Linked DNA regions of Mus musculus: region 1 is linked to region 2. A link is a loop called in an ENCODE intact Hi-C map of the cell type or tissue named here. Cell type or tissue: gastrocnemius. All regions are shown on one strand. Each heading gives the region's core, and the rest is flanking DNA. Links, peaks and the distances in the headings are about the cores only.

The links. A loop is a pair of places that touch in the nucleus more often than their neighbours do. Peaks named below come from ENCODE experiments on the same cell type or tissue, not always from the same donor. Only the 100,000 strongest peaks of a DNase experiment are listed, where the experiment ranks them.
Region 1: a loop joins it to region 2, with 2.9 times the contacts of the local background. A loop is called at or near these places in 2 of 42 quality-filtered maps.

What each region holds. Positions count from the first base shown.
Region 1 is chr15:55,002,653-55,011,589 of GRCm38, forward strand. No RefSeq gene overlaps it. Among named protein-coding and RNA genes, the nearest start is that of Gm2491, 20 kb to the left of the region's middle. In gastrocnemius, for the core only: CTCF peaks have their summits at 5,353 (motif pointing left) and 7,278 (motif pointing left); a DNase peak (open chromatin) is centred at 5,339; H3K27ac peaks cover 354 bases.
Region 2 is chr15:54,948,991-54,957,927 of GRCm38, forward strand. It overlaps Gm26684 (predicted gene, 26684), which reads left to right and starts at 3,958. Exons shown (of 3, transcript NR_155354.1): 1 at 3,958-4,054; 2 at 4,600-5,195. It also overlaps a transcript of Enpp2 not described here. In gastrocnemius, for the core only: no CTCF peak of the experiment used is centred there; DNase peaks (open chromatin) are centred at 3,502, 4,147 and 5,154; H3K4me3 peaks cover 1,938 bases; H3K27ac peaks cover 2,941 bases.

The sequences.
Region 1 (8,937 bases), core at 689-8,688, 54 kb after region 2:
TAAATTCAAGCAAGGTATTTTTTTTTCGCCTCTACTTTAGGAAATGTCCCTAATCATTATCTTTCCCCTAGTCCTGACTAGTAGATTAGCTGGCCTAGAGTTTTAACTTGTCACTCACAAACATTGCAGTTTCCCTCTTCATTTCTTACCAGTTCTTCACTGTTTTAGAGAAAGACGTGAACGTTTCCTTACTGTGTCAAAGAACTCTGTTTTCTGAGATGAGAACATTACATCCTCTGACCCTCCTGGCTTCTTTTCCTCTCTGACACTGAGGCTACTAGACAGTGTCCTGTCTCTCTTGGAGGAACACCTCTGCTTAAGAGCACAGATCTGAATAGTTCTCTTACTTATGAGAGGGGATTGGATCAAGGTAGCCCCCCCCCCCCCCGATCTCCTGTCCACACTAATCAGGAAAGCAGTGAACCTCTGTGAATTAAGGTTGGAGGGGATTTGAAATATCTCCACCAGGAGATACTGCATCCCCTGACTGAAGCCCAGGTCACCCTGTCTCTTGGCCATATCTGCCTGTGTGGAATTTTAATTAAGAGCCACTGATGCTTAATGGAGATCATGCATACATGGGCTTTGTTGAATAAATATCTGTTAGCTCACTGTACGTTCTTGGAACAATGTACAGAAAGTTCAAATGGTTGTACTCTCACATTTGCAGCAGTGATGGCTGTGGCACCGGGCAGTGGGTCTGCAAATCTCTTCATACCTTCCCAGGGATCCCTAAAACAGCAAATCCCAAAAGTTACATCACTACTGTCGCCATCGTTGCCGTCGTCATAGCCATTGTCCCCGATGTGCAGGTAAAGATGAGGCATCAGGAGAATAGACCACTTAGGTAATGTTCATTGACAGTTCAGCCAGTGGTAGAGGATGGGTCTGAACCCGTGCAATCGAGTTTCCACTGAACCTCCAAGGTACATAAAATGTCAACTTTCTAAGCCAAAGTGCACAGAAAGCCAGGCCTGTTGTTGTAGGCCCGTGCTCTCAGCTACTTAGGAAACTGAGACAGAAAGATCAAAAGGCTATGATGTGACCGAGGTGTGGAGTGACTTTAAACCCATATGAAAAGAAAATTCAAAGAGGCTATGATGCTGTTGACAAGTACAGAACTTGCTTCGCATGAGTGTGACCTTCAATCCTCAGGACAGAGAAACAAATAGACAGAGAAACAAACAGACACACACCACAGAGAGAGAAAGAGAGAGAGAGAGAGAGAGAGAGAGAGAGAGAGAGAAGACTCCTAAGAGTGATGCTTTATAAGATTTTTCTTGTTTAAAAAGCTGAGGGGTAGAACATGAGGCCTCTTAAGTTTTCATTTAATTACTCTTACTATTAAAGGGTATCTGTGTAGCAAGAGTAAAGAGATGGTCAATTCTAGTACTCTTCGGTGTTTTTGAGCACCAAACATCCACTTGAAGTGAAAGACATCTTTATTGAAAATAAAACTTTGCAGTTAAAGAAAAATAGGCACGAAACTCAATTGTTCAATTAAGTACAGAAACCAAATACTGACCTTTTAGGGTAATAGTTGGCTCCTCCTCTCAGAGTGGAAAATAACTGCACAGGAATCAAATCCTGATGTGTGAACTATCCCCTCAAAGGAAGATATTCCAAAGACGTCCAAAGCTTTCGCCAGCCAGGATAGAGACATCTCTATTTCCCATTCAAAAGTCACCATTACTAATGAGAAGCACAACTTTCATATGAAGTATGAGTTTCAAGGAGTAAAGCTCCTCCACGCCCACCACCACATGGAAGGACCCGCCCACCACCGCATGGAAGGACCCGTCCGCCCGCGTTTGCAAGGTGTAAGGAACGTGGGACGACGTCTGCAAACGCCATATGAAAGAACTCTGCATAAAATGACCGTGCACAGAAGTATCTGGAGAGCAGATTTTTAATCAATGCCAGAACAAGCCTGTATTACATTAATAGAAATGTAGAACACATGCCTCCACCTCTCTTTGCTCGGCCACAAAAGGGGCAGAGCGTTCACTTCTGCCAGAGCGGAAGGAAGATAAGCTCCCTGAAGACGCAGCTGCTTCTGCAATGCAGGGGCCGCATGGGGACCTGGGAAGCTCAGGTGGCCCATCAGCTCGCACCTGGCCAAGAAGGAACATCAAAAAATCAACTGTGACAACAACCAGCTAACCAGCCAACTACTTATGGCCATGGCCACCATTTCACTCGAGGACTCTTAACCTAAAGTAGAGCTGGCACGTTTCCTCTCAAAGTCAAAGACTGTATTTAGGTGTCAAGAAGCCACCTTCACAGTGTCTATGGCTCACATGATCAGGCATTGTTGTCTCTTAGACTCAATTTCTGGACACAGTGTTTTTGTTTTTTTTTGTTTTTTGTTTTTTTTTTTTTTAAGATTTATTTATTGGTTATATGTAAGTACACTGTAGCTGTCTTCAGACACTCCAGAAGAGGGCATCAGATCTCATTATAGATGGTTGTGAGCCACCATGTGGTTGCTGGGATTTGAACTCCGGACCTTCGGAAGAGCAGTCGGGTGCTCTTACCCATTGAGCCATCTCATCAGCCCCCCCCCTTTTTTTTAAATTTTATTTTAATTTATTTATTTTTATTTTTTTATTTTTTGGTTTTTCGAGACAGGGTTTCTCTGTATAGCCCTGGCTGTCCTGGAACTCACTCTGTAGACCAGGCTAGCCTCGAACTCAGAAATCCGCCTGCCTCTGCCTCCCGAGTGCTGGGATTAAAGGCGTGTGCCACCACGCTCGGCTACAGTGTTTTTTAAGAATGTCCTCTGATATGGGAGGCAGGACATAGAAGCTTTAAGATGTATACAGTTAAGAATTTCCCACTAGAGCTGGAGAGATTAAAGCCCCAACTCACCAGCCTGATGATCTATTGATCTTCTCCCCAGAGAAAAGACTCCTCCACAAACATGCCTACTCTCTCTCTCTCTCTCTCACACACACACACACACACACACACACACACACACAAACAAAATTAATAACTAAGTAAATACTTAAACATCATCTGACTCCTCATGTTCAGTGGCACATGCCTATGGTCCCTACAGGAGGGCGATTATGGTAGGAGGAAAACTGAGGCAGGAAAATCAAAAGCCCAAAGCTCTTGGAATACCTAGGGAAAGCCTGTCTCAAAAGAATAAACAAAACTTCACTAAAGCCAGGTATGTGTCACTGACTGAGAGTCCAACCCTCAGAAGGCAGATGAAGGAGAATGGCAGTGACTTTGAGGCCAGCTTAGTCCATACGGTGGATTGCTGGCCAGCCGGTGCTACAAAGGGAGACCCTGTCAAACACTGACAGAAAGGAAAGGAAATCGTCACTTGAAAATTATCAAAGCACAGAACTGTGGCTCGAACAGAGAAACTGAGAAAGATCTCTGTACACCCAACAGAGAAACAGAGAAACAGATGAACAGATGAACAGAGAAACAGAGAAAGATCTCTGTACCCCCAACATGATCTGCCCTGATGTCTCATTGGTTTATGATCGGGTTCAGACTACAGGGTCCAGTGCGAGTGGCACGCGCATGCGCACCATCTACTGCTAGGCCCAGGCTCCTTGAAAGCAGGGCGGTAGACTCACGGGTGGATGCCCCTCCACCAGCCATGGGTTGCTGTCTATCAAATCTCTGTGACTTCTGATGATTGTGAAGACTGAAAAGGACCTAGAACTCACAGCAGCTGAGGGGCAGCCACAATGTGAGGCGGTCTTGGTAGCGGGGAGGGAGGTCGATGGGTTCAAAAGATATGAAAACAGTTTATAGTACTTCAGAAACTTACCCAGCTAACTATTCAATACCTTGTCCGTACTTTCAGAGTATATGCAGACTACTGGAGATGTCTTTTTTCAAAAACTGAACTAAAACCACACAAGGCTGTCTTTAAGACCCAAAGTAAAGACTTTTACCATCAGTCACAACAGAAATAGCGCTAGCAGCTTGGCAGCCGCTGAGACACCTTGAAACAATCTTATTTATTTTTCCATTTTTCAGAGTTGGGCCCCCGTTGAGATTGGGGGGATTTCTTTCAGGCCACAGAACAAGATAATCACAGAACTGGGAAGCAGAGCCCAAGCCCCCTGTCTTCCAGGACTTGATCTCTGCGTGGCTCTTTAGCTGGTAAAACCAGCTTCTACTTTCACGTTCAACTCAGTGCATGCAGAGACAATGCTTAAGTGCAGTGAGCATGGTGGCTAAATGGTTAAGGGTGAGTGCGCCTCATAAACAGGGTAATGGTGTGGTGACTCATGATCAAATGGGAAGGGCCCTTTACACACCCAAGTAACATGTTTTGGTGTAAAAGTTTATCTTGAGAAATAACAAAAAAAATTTTTTTTAATTTCTGACTCCTCCAACTTGTGGGAACCCTTCCCGTCTCTGCCACCCCCATGGTATCTAACATATATAATTACCAGGTTGTCTGGTATAGGAACCACTGGGGAGAAATTAAAAATAAAAATAAAAAAAGCCCTCCCTCTGGAGGATACTTTTCAGTGATTGAATGTGAGAAAATGAGAAGAAATCCAGTCCGGGAACTGTGAGCCACTGCCATATAAGCTTGCAATTCTCGAACCAAGCAAGAAAGACGATTGTATAAGTAAACGAATGGCAGTGTTAATTCACCAATGTTTCACATAACACCACAGTAACCAAGGAATCGACATATAAGAAAACTATAGTGGATATACGCAATTGAGGACAGCGTTTTCCTGACCACTGGAAAAGTGTGAGTTTTCATAAACGTTCTATGAGGGCTGGAGAGATGACTTGGTTGTTAAGAGCACCGACTGCTCCTGCAGAGGAGATGGGTTCCAATCCTTGCTCTCACATAATGGCTCTAAAGGAAGAGAACTGATCGACTGAATACATGTGTTAAAGGGCAATTAATTAGGCTGGCTTCCAGGACACAGTCGCAGTAGTCCAGTAAGGCTTTTTCACACTGAAGAGACTGAGAATCCAGACTTTGCTCAGTGAGGCCGGACATGAGGCTGGATGTCTTAACAATCCCAGTCTGGCCCTACAGACCTGGCTGATCTCAGGAAAAATGCTGGTCTCCCTCTACATTGGAAACTGGAGGAGGTAACAAACACGAAATGACACTGTAGCAACAGAGTAGAGGGACTCCCAGCTACAGTGAGGCCAACTAGGCCAAGAAGCACATGTCTCTCTTCCATGTCCGTTCATTTAGGCTGCCAGCAGAAGATGCTGTCCACACTGATGGCTGGGTCTGCCTGCTTCACATAATCAGACCAAGAAAATCTTCCACTTCAGAGGGTGCCAGTGGCTTGAATTTTAGTTGATTTTGGTTCCAAGGGCTCCAATACCCTCTTCTGGCCTTTCTGGGTACTGCACACAGGGTTGTGGTCCACATACCCGACATGTGGGTAAAACACTCATACACGTAGAATAAACAAGTGGAAGAAGGAAAGAACAGACAGGAAGAACAAAGGGAAAGGAAGAAGGAAGAAATGATGGTTACTTGAAACCTGAAAGGGCCCCACCAACGCAGGTGTCTGAGTGGAGTCTACATTCCAAGCCAAGTGCTCTCAAAGAGGAAAGAGCCAATAGTCCGGGAGGAGTCTGGGCTCCTGCTTCTTTAAGGTCACGTGACATAGGCTGTGCACCAGTGCTGATGTCTCCTTTAGTGACTAGAGAGTGCTGGGCGCACGGGCTGCAGCAGCCCCAAGGAGGAGCAAGACTGTCAAAGTGATTGTATAGTACGTGCGGATGCCTTCTGAACACTCCTACAGTTTGTTAATTAGAATTAATTTGGCTGATTAAATTTTTCTTCCAGATTATAATCTATGAAGAAGTAGGAGGCGATGTGCTATTCTGGAAATAAAACATTAAGTTAAAATCATTTAAAATATTTCATTTTATTTTATCACCATATGTGTGTGAAGGAGAAAAAGAGCTAGAGGGGAAAGAGGAAGCCCAAATGTCATCCATGTGTGTGGAGGTCAAAGGACAATTTTCTGGAGTTCGTTCCCTTCTTCCATCTTTATGTGGATTCTAGAGTTTGAACTGGGGTGTCACCAGGCTTGCTCAGTAAAAGGTTTCCCTGAGCCAACAGTCACTGAGTTACAATTCTGAGCTTTCTACTGCCTTAGCTGGGCAACCTCAAGTTTTGTCTCGTTCACGAATTTATCTCAGTAACTACACATAGAATGTAAGTAATAAATGCTGAATGTATTTTAATTACTTATTTTACACTCAATTGTTCATGTGTAAAACAAGAAAAGGCACACATAAGGCAGGTAGCAGAGAGGCAGGTACAATGGTTAGCAAGCAGACATGATGAGGCTATGCAGGCAATGTGTCACATGATGCAGATGCGTGAAACCTCAGCACGTGGGAGGCAGACACGGAAGGACCCCCGTGGTTACACAGATTTCATAGATAGTTTGAGGCGAGTCAAGACTATAATGAGACTGTGTCTCAAACAGAAAAACAGATTAAAAAAAATAAAAAGAGGTGATAGGGAGGGAAGGAGGGAGAGGGGTCGAAAGGCTTGTTTTAGTTGTTGGGATGGAAACCCGTCAGTTTGCCACTTATGACATGTGAGTAGGTGGTCTCATACGCTGAAGGGCAGCAATGAGAGGTTGGTCACCCTCAGTGCTTGTGAGCCCACCACAGGAGCGAGGGATACTACAGAAAAACAGAGAGCTTGCGATTGTTGTAAAAACTGACGTGGCATCCAATGAGCAGAGATCAGAGACGTTCAGTGTGCAGCGCAGTGTTGGGCGCTCCTCTCCGAAACGCTGGGCCTGTGCTGTGCTGCTCACACGCAGCACCGCAGTCTTTAGCGCTGTCTACAGTATCTCATCCTTCAAGTATCCTTCTCGATACAGCACCCACAACAGCCTGGCGATTGGGAAATAACTGCAAATGAATTTTCACTTACCTCCATTTTCTTCAGTCACAAATAAGCAGAAAAATAAACATCCAGGTTCCGTATAAAAGGTATAAAACAGGTTCGATTAAAACATTCTCCCAGGGGCTGGTGGGACACTTCAGTGAGTATCGTGGTTCACCACATTGACAGGATGAAAGATAAAAATGATAGAATCAATTAATCATCTCAAGAGATGGGAATTTTGCAAAGCTGGCACCTTTTCAAGATTTAAAAATAAACAAACAACCAAAAATCCCTAGAGGGGCTGGAGAGCTGGCACTTCCTGCTCTTCCAGCACTTTCTGCTCTCCCCAGAAGCCATGTTAGGTGACTCCCAGTAGTCTGTAACTCTATCTCAAGGGGATCTGTCACCCTCTTCTGGCCTCCATGGTACACATACATGCACATAAAAATTAAAGGATAAATATTTTTAAAAACACAAAACTCTAACAAGAACATGAAGTATAGAAAGACTATACTCTGCATCTAAAGGCTTTAGGACAGAAGCCCACAGCTAATGGCGAAATATTAAACACTTTCCTCTAAGGTCTAGAACAAGGTAAGAATTCCCAGTCCACACTGGAGAAATTAAGAAAGGGAAAGAAGCTACCAAGAAGGAAAGACAAAATGAAATGTCGCTGTTTGCTGTTCACACAAACCTAGACAGGGAAGGCTGTAATAAATATAGATGCATGTGCACATGAACACAGGCCTGCATGCAAACACATATGCATAATTAGAACATGCATAATTAATCAATGAACATAGTAAAACCAAAGGCTACACATTAACGGTACTGTTTCTACACTAGCCAAAAACTATCCAAAAAAGAAATCAAAAGAAAAGTCTCATCGATGATAATAACTAAAACAAAATGTTCAGCAATAAATTTACCCAAGGATATAAAAGACCCACACACAGTAAAACTACAAACCACTGATGAGGGAAACCAAAGGCACAAATAAATGGTGATATTTCATGTTTATAAACATAAAGAATTAATAGCTCAAATGTTCGTGCTACTAAAATTGATGTCCAAATTTAGTACAGTGCCCATGGAAATTCTAATACCAGTTTTGAAATAAACACCCCACTCCTTAAATTACATATGGAACCAACCACAAAAGAAACCCATCAGTCCAGGTGATCATAAAAAAACACACACACACTCATACACACTCATACACAAATACACATATACACATAATATACACACACAGCACGAGGACATATTACCCTTCAAACTATACTGCAAAGCTATGAATAATTAGTATATAACACTGACACATCAACCAACAAAACAGAACAGAGGGCCCAGAAATAAATGCATGCATGTGTACTCAGTAGATTTCCAGCAAATATACCAGGAACACAGAATGACAGCCTCTTCAGTACATGGTAGTGAAAGCTGGAATTCTACATGCAAGAGAATGAGAGAGGATTTAACGGTCTCACACCATATATAAATTCAACTCAAGTCAGAATGAACTTTCTGGACTTAGAAGTCCAGAAACTAAAAGCACTATCAGGACACAGGATAGAGAAGCTCACATGACACAGGTGTGTGCAATGACTTGTTTTTTTAAGCACAAGAATACAAGAAACAAGCCGGGCGTGGTGGGCCTTTAATCCCAGCACTTGGGAGGCAGAGGCAGGCGGATCTCTGAGTTAAAGGCCAGCCTGGTCTACAGAGTGAGTTCCAGGACAGCCAGGGCTACAGGTAAAACCAAAAAAAAAAAAAAAAAAAAGAACACAAGAAACAAAAGCAGAAGAAAAGGAAAACAAAAACAAAGCAAACTCAAACTCAAATAGACACATGGGATTATATGAAAGTAAAATGTCTCTTCACAGAAAAGAAAATTCAAAGAAATAGCCAATGGACTGGGAGAAAACATTTAACCCAGACATCCAGTTCAGGGGAATGCCCAAAATATATAAGGAACTCAAACAATAATAGCAGACGAACAAAAACCCCACACCTTCAGAGCTGCTGATGAACATACGCCAACATTCGCAAATGTTCAACAT
Region 2 (8,937 bases), core at 481-8,480:
CAGGAAGGAGAAACTGGAGGATCAGAAGTTCATCATCTATATAGCAAGTCTGAAGTCATTCTGGGATACATGAGACCCAGAGGGTGAAAAGGGAAGGAAGGGGAGCAGATGGGAGGGGAATGGATGGGAGGGAAGGGGAGGTGAGAGGAGAGGGGAAAGGGGAGGGAGGGAAGGGGAGGTGAGAGGAGGGGGGAATGGGAGGGAGGGAAGGGGAGGTGAGAGGAGTGGGAATGGATGGGAGGGAAGGGGAGGTGAGAGGAGGGGGGAAGGGGAGGGAGGGAAGGGGAGGTGAGAGGAGTGGGAATGGATGGGAGGGAAGGGGAGGTGAGAAGAGGGGGGAATGGGAGGGAGGGAAGGGGAGGTGAGAGGAGGGAGGGAAGGGGAGGGAGGGAAGGGGAGGTGAGAGGAGGGGAGAATGGGAGGGAGGGAAGGGGAGGTGAGAGGAGGGGGAATGGGAGGGAGGGAAGGGGAGGTGAGAGGAGGGGGAATGGGAGGGAGGGAAGGGGAGGTGAGAGGAGGGGGGGATGGGAGGGAGGGAAGGGGAGGGAAGCTGAGAGAAGGGGAGGGGAAGGGAGGGAAGGGGACAGGAGGGGAGAAGAGAAGAGGAGGACAAGGGGACAGGGGGAGAGGAAAGGGAGAGAGGGAGGGAGCAGGGAGGGAGAGCAGGCAGAAAAGGGAAAATCAATTACAAGAATTCATGAAACATCCCAATTGAGACAGACAGCATTAGGATCTAAAGATCCTAGGACAGAAATAACAGTGGGACAGAAGCAGTTGCTCTGTATCGCGTGTGAACCGTCTGCTGGGGCAAGATGACTAGAACTTTTCAATAAAAAGGATGGTAGGAGGGAAGGAGGCGGGAGGAGAAGTGAGGAGACCATGGCAAAGTTGCTAACCCACTCTGGAAGAGGCATGGATGATCCGGGAAGTTCCCAGGAAAAGGTGGTTATCAGCTGAGTCCTTTTTCAATAATGAGGCTAGTGAGCCGAGAGGGGATAGTTTACTGTGCCTGCTTAGTGGACAGTGTGTATAAAACGTGCAAAGTGACTCATGAGATGTGGCTAGGGAGTGGGTGGGAGGAGAGCAATGAGTAAGGGTAAAGGCTAGTCGTGGGGCCTGGAGAGGTGGCTCAGTGTGTTAGGAGGACTGGCTACTCTTCCAGAGGACCTGGGTTAAAATCCCAGCACCCACATGACAGCTCACAACTAGTCTCAATTCTAGGGGGCCTGGCATCTTCACAGACATACATGCAGGAAAACTACCAATGCACATTTCTATTAAAAAAGGCTAGTTTTGGAGAACCTGTACTTACCAGCATCATTCTTAAAAGAAAAGTACAAAAATTCACTAGAGACATCTCACAAAGCATGTCTGTGACCACACTGCACTTTAGGAACCCCTGACACTCCATGGAGATAAGGTGATGTGATGCTATTGATTGGATTTAGGATCACCTGAAAGGCACACTTGTGGATGTCTGTGAGTGTGTCTCCAGAAAGGACAGAAAACCCACAGACCCACCCTGAATATAAGCATCACTATCCCACAGGGTGTGGTCCCAGACTAAAGACAATAAAAAGAAAAACCTAGCTGAGGGGCAGTGTTCAGCTCTAGCATAACCCCCACCCCCACCCCTACCCCTACCCCTACTTCCACACCCACTCCCACCTGGCTTCCTGACTTCAGACACATGCAGGGGGACCACCCACCACATGTTCCCAGGACCAGACCATTATAATAATGGACACTATTCCTTCTAACAGTGAGCAGAAGTAAGTCCCCCATCCTGCAGCAATGAGAAAAGAAAGATAACCAATATAGATAAAGGCACAGACTGGACAGCACTGGCCCCAAATGAAAGGAATGTGAGACTGTGACCAGAATGCCTGAACTCAAACAATGGAGGAAAGATGATACATAATACAAACTAGAAGGTGCATACAGGAACTTCATCCAATGGGAAGAAAGGGAGGCACAACATGAAAGACAAGTCACCTCAGGTGACTCTGCTGTGTCTAAAGTGAAGGGGATGCCATCCGAATGGAAGAGCAGAGCAGGAGGAAGAAGGGAGAAGACAGATTCAGTTTTGAACACTTTGACTTCAAGATGCTTTGTGGAACATCTAATTGGAGATGTTTTAGGAGAAAGGCTGTGCTCCAGACTCTGTGTGGGTTTGCAGTGGCTGAAGCTGTTGGGATGAATGAGGTGATGTAGTCTAGATGTCAGGGAAGAGAGTTGAGGAGCGACCAGAGGGACGCACTGAAAGATCTGGAGTGGGGCTTTTAAGGCAGTAAGTAGTGACTCAGAAGGGCAGAAGAGAACAAGGAGGTGTATTATTACAGAAGCTAAGAGTCTAAACACAAGAGAGGGAAGAGCCAGCTATTCAAAATGGCCCCAGGAGAGCCTGAAGAAGAGGAGTTGCAATTTCTCTAGGTTTTGGTGCAGAGGCTTTCAACGGCCTCAACAAAAGTTAGTCTTCAGAGTGGTGGACCGAGGCTCCTGGCTAGATATGAAGGGATAAGTAGGGAACAAGGAAAGTGAGGTCTTGTCACCTAGTCTTTCAAGGAGAAAACGCTGGGTAGCAGTTGAAGGTGGTCCTCTGGAGAGGGATCAGAAGTTCAGAAAACACCTGAAACCGTGCCGGGAACCTCCTAGTTCAATGGAACTAGGTGTTAGAGGCATAAACAAATCCCAGAAAGGCTTTTGTTTTCTGCTCCTTTATCAGTGAGAAATGGCTCCCTGCTTAACCTGTTAGGATGAAACACAGCAATCTCTGAAACGCTTTAGCCACCCGCTCCTTGCTGCCTATCTGCTGTACCCTAGAAGACTTTCAAGTCCAGTCCAAAAGCACTCGAGATCAGTTGAGAAACCGGCCCTCTATACTTAACCAAAATTAGCACAAATCCATCCGAAGGACTTGTTCAAATGAAATAATAATAATAATAATAATAATAATAATAATAATAATAATAATACAAAGGGGCAGAGTCTGGCTCCTGGGATCTGGCTGCAGGGAAGGGCTTCCCCACTCAGAAAAAAAAAAAAACGATCTGTCTCCTTGAGGCAAGCATAGGAAAGAGCACAGAGAATGCTACTGAAGGCTTTAAAGTTCCCCAGCCTTGCCAAGCGCTTGTCCAAGGAGTCATAAACAAGAAGGCCAAGGAGGCTGGCTGTCACAAGAGGACAGAGCTCACAGCCCCCTGCGACTGGCTCTGGCCAAAGGGGCTCGCTCCCTAGTCACAGGCTCCAGTTGTGGTGAGCTGAGACTCGTCCCTAGCCCCTCTGCAGCTTCCACTGGCTTGTTTTCCAGAAACGAGATACGCATTTGCAAAGCCAAACAGACTCTGGCAAGGACAACTCAAAATTAGCTCCGCGTTTGTGAGCCTGGAACCCGGTCCAGCTGAGGGCACGGGAAGGCAGCCCAACCCCGGACGTTTTTCCGGCTGCTGCCGAGGCCCCTTTGCAGGCTTTGCCCCGGCTGCATGCACAGTGCAGCCGCCCGTGACCCGGGAGCCCCAAGCCGTGGAGCACGCGCAGAGAGGGGTTGCCTACCCTACCGGATCGGCGTGGCGGCTCATGCTGCGGCGTCCGGGTGCCTCGCTCCAGCCAGGGCGCTGCGGACACAGCCTGGGCTGCGGGCCGGGGACCTGGGAGCTAAGCCCGGCACTGCCGGCTCCTGACTGCGCTTGTTTGCGCTGGACCGTTTGTTTTTGGGATTTCTCCAAAGCAGATGGAGTCAGGGGGCCCCCGCTATCCCCGGGGGACAGTGATTCCATTGGAAGCTGGCCTTTGACAGGACACACACATGACCTTTGACTAAAATGGCTTTAGGGAAGGAAAAGTGTCCGGACGTTGAAGACCCAGCGTCCAAGCACCGCCATTCACACTTCCACCCCCAACCGCGCTGGGTTAATTTTTCATCTTTCAAGCAGAGCCTGTGAAGTTTGGTGTGCATTTCCCCTTCTTTCTCTAGGATTCGTTCCTGTTTCCTGAAGAGCCTGCGGCAGGACTTTCCTGTTGTGATGTCGGGGGATCTCTAGACTAGCATTTGCAGGTGAACCTAGCACGGTGTGCATTCTAGAAAGTTTCTGCAGCACCCTGGGGGATATGACCACCATATTTCCACCCCTTGAATATGTCACAATGTTTAAAGGGATTTTGACAATCATACCCCACCCCCAGCCCCCCCGGGACGTATGGGTCTCTGCTTCTTGCTGCTATTTTACCTACTAAGAAATAGAAGCAAGAGACATGTGTTCAATCTTCTAACCAGAGGGCAAAATCTTGGTCTCTGCTCTGAATAACTAGTCTAAACTGAATGATATTACAACTAATATAAAGCAACTGTGTAATTGCTTCAATTTGGTAGTTATAAAAATATTAGAACTTTTTTTAATAGATAGGCAAATGGGTCATTGATAGCCACAAATATCTTGAATTTATGGACTACATTTAGAACTTCGTGTGTGTGTGTTGCTCTTTACCAGAGACTGAAAACATGCTCTAAGAATAAGATCTGGCTTCAGAGGTATAAGGGTGAAACCAAGGTCTAGCTATCACCAACACTATCAGAACCATTGTCTTTCTTTTTTTCCCTAGGTCCTTCAAGATGATAAGGTCCGGAGAGAGAGATCGACGACAGAGGGCTTGCATCACACATGGGAACATGGGAAGGCTCAATTGCAAGTAGTTCCAAGTAACGGAAGAAATAAAAGGTCCAATTCCTCATTTAGCCAGGCATGGAAGATTGCCACTAGTTTGAGGCCAGTCTGGGTTACAGAGTGAGACCTTGTCTCAAAAACAAACAAGAAACATGAACCCAGACGGGCAGGAACTATGGACTTGTGGAAGGAGCCCTGGTCAAGCATTCAGCAGCTCCACACGGTTCAGTGCCATCAGAAGTGCCATAAAGATCTGCAAAGACGAGATGCCCCCATGTTCTCGTTTTCATCGGCTTGGAGAAGGACTCAAGTGATAGTGACCCTCAGCTTTGAAGGACTTGAAGGAGTTAGGCAGGAAGAGAAAAGGAGGAAAGACATGCCACCCCCACCCCCCAGACAGCCCTGAACACAAAAGCTGCCCTGCTGCACTCAGAGAACTGAAAACAGTTGAACCCAGCAGGAGCGCTTGGTGTGGGAGCCTGTGTCCACAGAAGAGAGTGTGGGTTTGGACTCTGACCCGCCTCGTGAGTCACGGTAGGAAACTTGGACTTCATCCCGCAAGGCCAATGAGTTGACAGAACTAGCCCCGGGTTATCAGCCCACAAGAAAAGGATGCAGGAGTCAAATGTTGTTATACAACCAGAATAATATTTATATCAGTGTGAGGCTTAAGCTTGACTGGCTACATGCAGTTGCTTTCTTCTTCTTCTTCTTCTTCTTCTTCTTCTTCTTCTTCTTCTTCTTCTTCTTCTTCTTCTTCTTCTTCTTCTTCTTCCTCTTTTTTTTTCTAGTCAGAAAAATGTAAGCAATGTGTTTAACTTCAGCAAGCCTCAAGTGTGTCCCCCGCCCCCCCCCCCCCCCCCACCAATAAGAAGGGATCATGGAGTATGCCATGAGGGTAAAATGAAATGGTGTAAGTAAAACCCTTAGCCTTTCTTCAGGGAGAGTCTACAAAATGGCAAGTGGCTACTGTTGCATTGTAAAGCTTTCTGGTTTGCATAGTGCATGACTACAGAGGAACTAGGAAATCTCCCCACCCTTTCTCCCCCGTCTTCTAGCTCTGGGCTCATTGGATATTTGTGGCCTCTCTCCCTTCTCTCCTTATCATTGAGCCCCCTCTTGACTTCCTTGTCAGTTTGTCCCTTTCCTCAAGCTACCCACCCACCCCAGGCCCCTGTGAGCCACCCACCTGGGATGCTAACTGCTAGACATCTATACTATCCCACAGCCAGGGCTGTTGCCACTGCCATGGTTACATGGTATCCAACCTTGTCTGGGTGTGCAAACCTACTGCAGGCCTTGCAAGTTGGAGCCATTTGCATCTAGCCATCTTTCGTGAAAAAGCCTCCACTTCTCCAGCAAAGTCCAGAGCTATTTGAAGGAGATGTTCTTCTTGTACCTGCTCTGTTCTCACCTTCTCTGTGGCTCAGAGGTGCCTCTCTTGTATTTGTGAACTCATTGCTCATTTTCTCAGAAACATTCGGCAACCCCTCCCTTTCAATTTCTCCTCTATTGATTACATTGATAACACGACCATTAAATGCAACTCAGTATTCTTGATGCTGAACATACAGGAATCAATACACTATCACTCCACAGAAAGAAGCACATTCAAGCACTGTACATGTACTGGACTCTTTTTTCATAATTTGTTGTCCTTTTCATATCATTTGCCCCATGTAGGCCTGGATTATTTTTAAAAAGAAAGAAACATACTAGTATTTTATATGCAAAGTTATAAATAAAATTAAATTGACTATGTTGTAATGAAATAAAAATCTAAATATAATACAAAGTAAAAATTTGAATCTAGCAATATAATAAATAATGTAAAGACATTGAGTAGAAAAAAGTGGGGAAAACTAATTGAAACCAAATACTTACTCAACCTATGCTCACTGCAGACAGAAAGCACACAGACAAATCACATACTCTACTAAATAAAGTGTCTTTCTCAGTGACGTAGGTGTAGGAATTCTGACTCGAGTTTTTCTATAATATTGAGCAAACAAGTCAATATATTTTTTGTTGTCACTTTTTTTATTTTCAAGTCAGATTTCATTAATATAGTCTTATTATAAAATTAGATATGTGTTTCTAAACCTGACAGTTCATCTTCAGAATTTTTTTGTCTTTTGTTTGTTTTCTTTTCCAAAAAAATTGGATATTTTCTTTATTTACATTTCAAATGTTTTCCCCTTTCCAGGGCTCTTCTTCAGAAACTCCCTATCTCGTGCTCCCCTAGCCACCTACTCCTGTCTTCCTGCCCTGGCATTCCGCTATACTGGGGCATCAAAAACCCTCAGGCTCAAGGGCCACTTCTCCCACTGATGTCCAACAAGGCCATCCTCTGCCACATATGTGGCCAGAGCCATGGGTCCCTCCATGTACTCTTTGGTTGGTGGTCCAGTCCCCAGGAGTTCCAGAAGGCCTAGCCTGTTGACACTGTTGCTCCCTGCATGGGGCTGCAAAGACCCTTCAGTGCCTTCTCCAACTCCTCCTCGGGGACTTCGGGCTCAGTCCAATGGTGGCTTCGAGCATCCACCTCTGTATTTGTCAGGCTCTGGCAGAGCCTCTCAGGAGACAGGCTTCCATCAGCAAGCACTTCCCAGCATCCACATAGCATTCAGGCTTGGCAACTGTATATGGGATGGATTCCCAGGTGGGGCAGTCTCTGGATGGCCTTTCTGTCAGTCTCTGCTACACATTTTGCCTCCATATTTCCTCCTGTGAGTATTTTGTTCCCCTTCTAAGAAGCACTGAAGCATCTACACTTTGGTCTTTCTTCTTCTTGGGCTTCATATGGTCTGTGAATTGTATCTTGGGTATTCTGAACTTTTGGGCTAATATCCACTTATCAATGAATGCATACCATGAGTGTTCTTTTGTGACTGAGTTACCTCTCTCAGGATGATATTTTCAAGTTCCATCCATTTGCTAACGAATTTCATGAAGTCATTGTTTTTAATAGCTGAGTAGTATTCCATTGTGTAAATGTACCACATTTTCTGTATCCATTCCTCTGTTGAGGGACATCTGGGTCCTTTCCAGCTTCTGGCTATTATAAATAAGTGAACATAGTAGAGCATGTGTTCTTATACATGTTGAAACATCTTCTGGATTATATACCCAGAAGTGGTATAGCTGGGTCCTCAGGTAGTACTATGTCCAATTTTTTTAATTAATTGTTTTTATTAGATGTTTTCTTCATTTACATTTCAAATGCTATCCCCTTTCCTAGTTTCCTCTCTAGAAGTCCCCTATACCCTCCCCCCTCCACCTGCTCCCCAACCCACCCACTCCCACTTCCTGGCCCTGACATTCCCCTATACTGGGGCATAGAATCTTCGCAAAACCAAGGGACTCTCCTCCCATTGATGACCAACTAGGCCATCTTCCGCTACATATGCAGCTAGTGACACGAGCTCTGGGGGTATTGGTTAGTTCATATTGTTGTTCCTCCTACAGGGCTGCAGACCCCTTCAGCTCCTTGGGTACTTTCTCTAGCTCCTTCATTGGGGACCCTGTGTTCCATCCAATAGATGACTGTGAGCATCCACCTCTGTATTTGCCAGGCACTGGCATAGCCTCACAGAAGACAGCTATATCAGGGTCCTGTCAGCAAAATCTTGTTGATACATGCAATAATGTCTGGGTTTGGTGGTTGTTTATGGGATGGATTCCGGGGGTGGGGGGGGGGCAGTCTCTGGATGGTCCTTCCTTCGGTCTCACCTTCAAACCTTGCCTCTCTAAATCCTTCCATGGGTATTTTGTTCCCCTTTCTAAGAAGGATTGAAGTATCCACACTTTGGTCTTCCTTCTTCTTGAGTTTCATGAGTTTTGCAAATTCTATCTTGGGTATTCTAAGTTTCTGGGCAAATACTCACTTATCAGTGAGTACATATCATGTGAGTTCTTTTGTGATTGGGTTACCTCACTTAGGATGATATCCTCTAGATCCATCCATTTGTCTGAGAATTTCATAAATTCATTTGTTTTTTTTTTTTTTTTGGCTTTTGGTTTTTGGTTTGTTTTTTTGGTTTGTTTTGTTTTTTTGGGTTTTGTGTTGTTGGGTTTTTTGTGTGTTTTTGTTGTTGTTGTTGTTGTTTTGTTTGTTTTGTTTTTTGAGTTTTTTGAGACTGGGTTTCTCTCTGTAGCCCTGGCTGTCCTGGAACTCACTCTGTAGATCAGGCTGGCCTCAAACTCAGAAATCCACCTGCCTCTGCCTCCCAAGTGCTGGGATTAAAGGCATGCACCACCACTACCGGGCCCAATT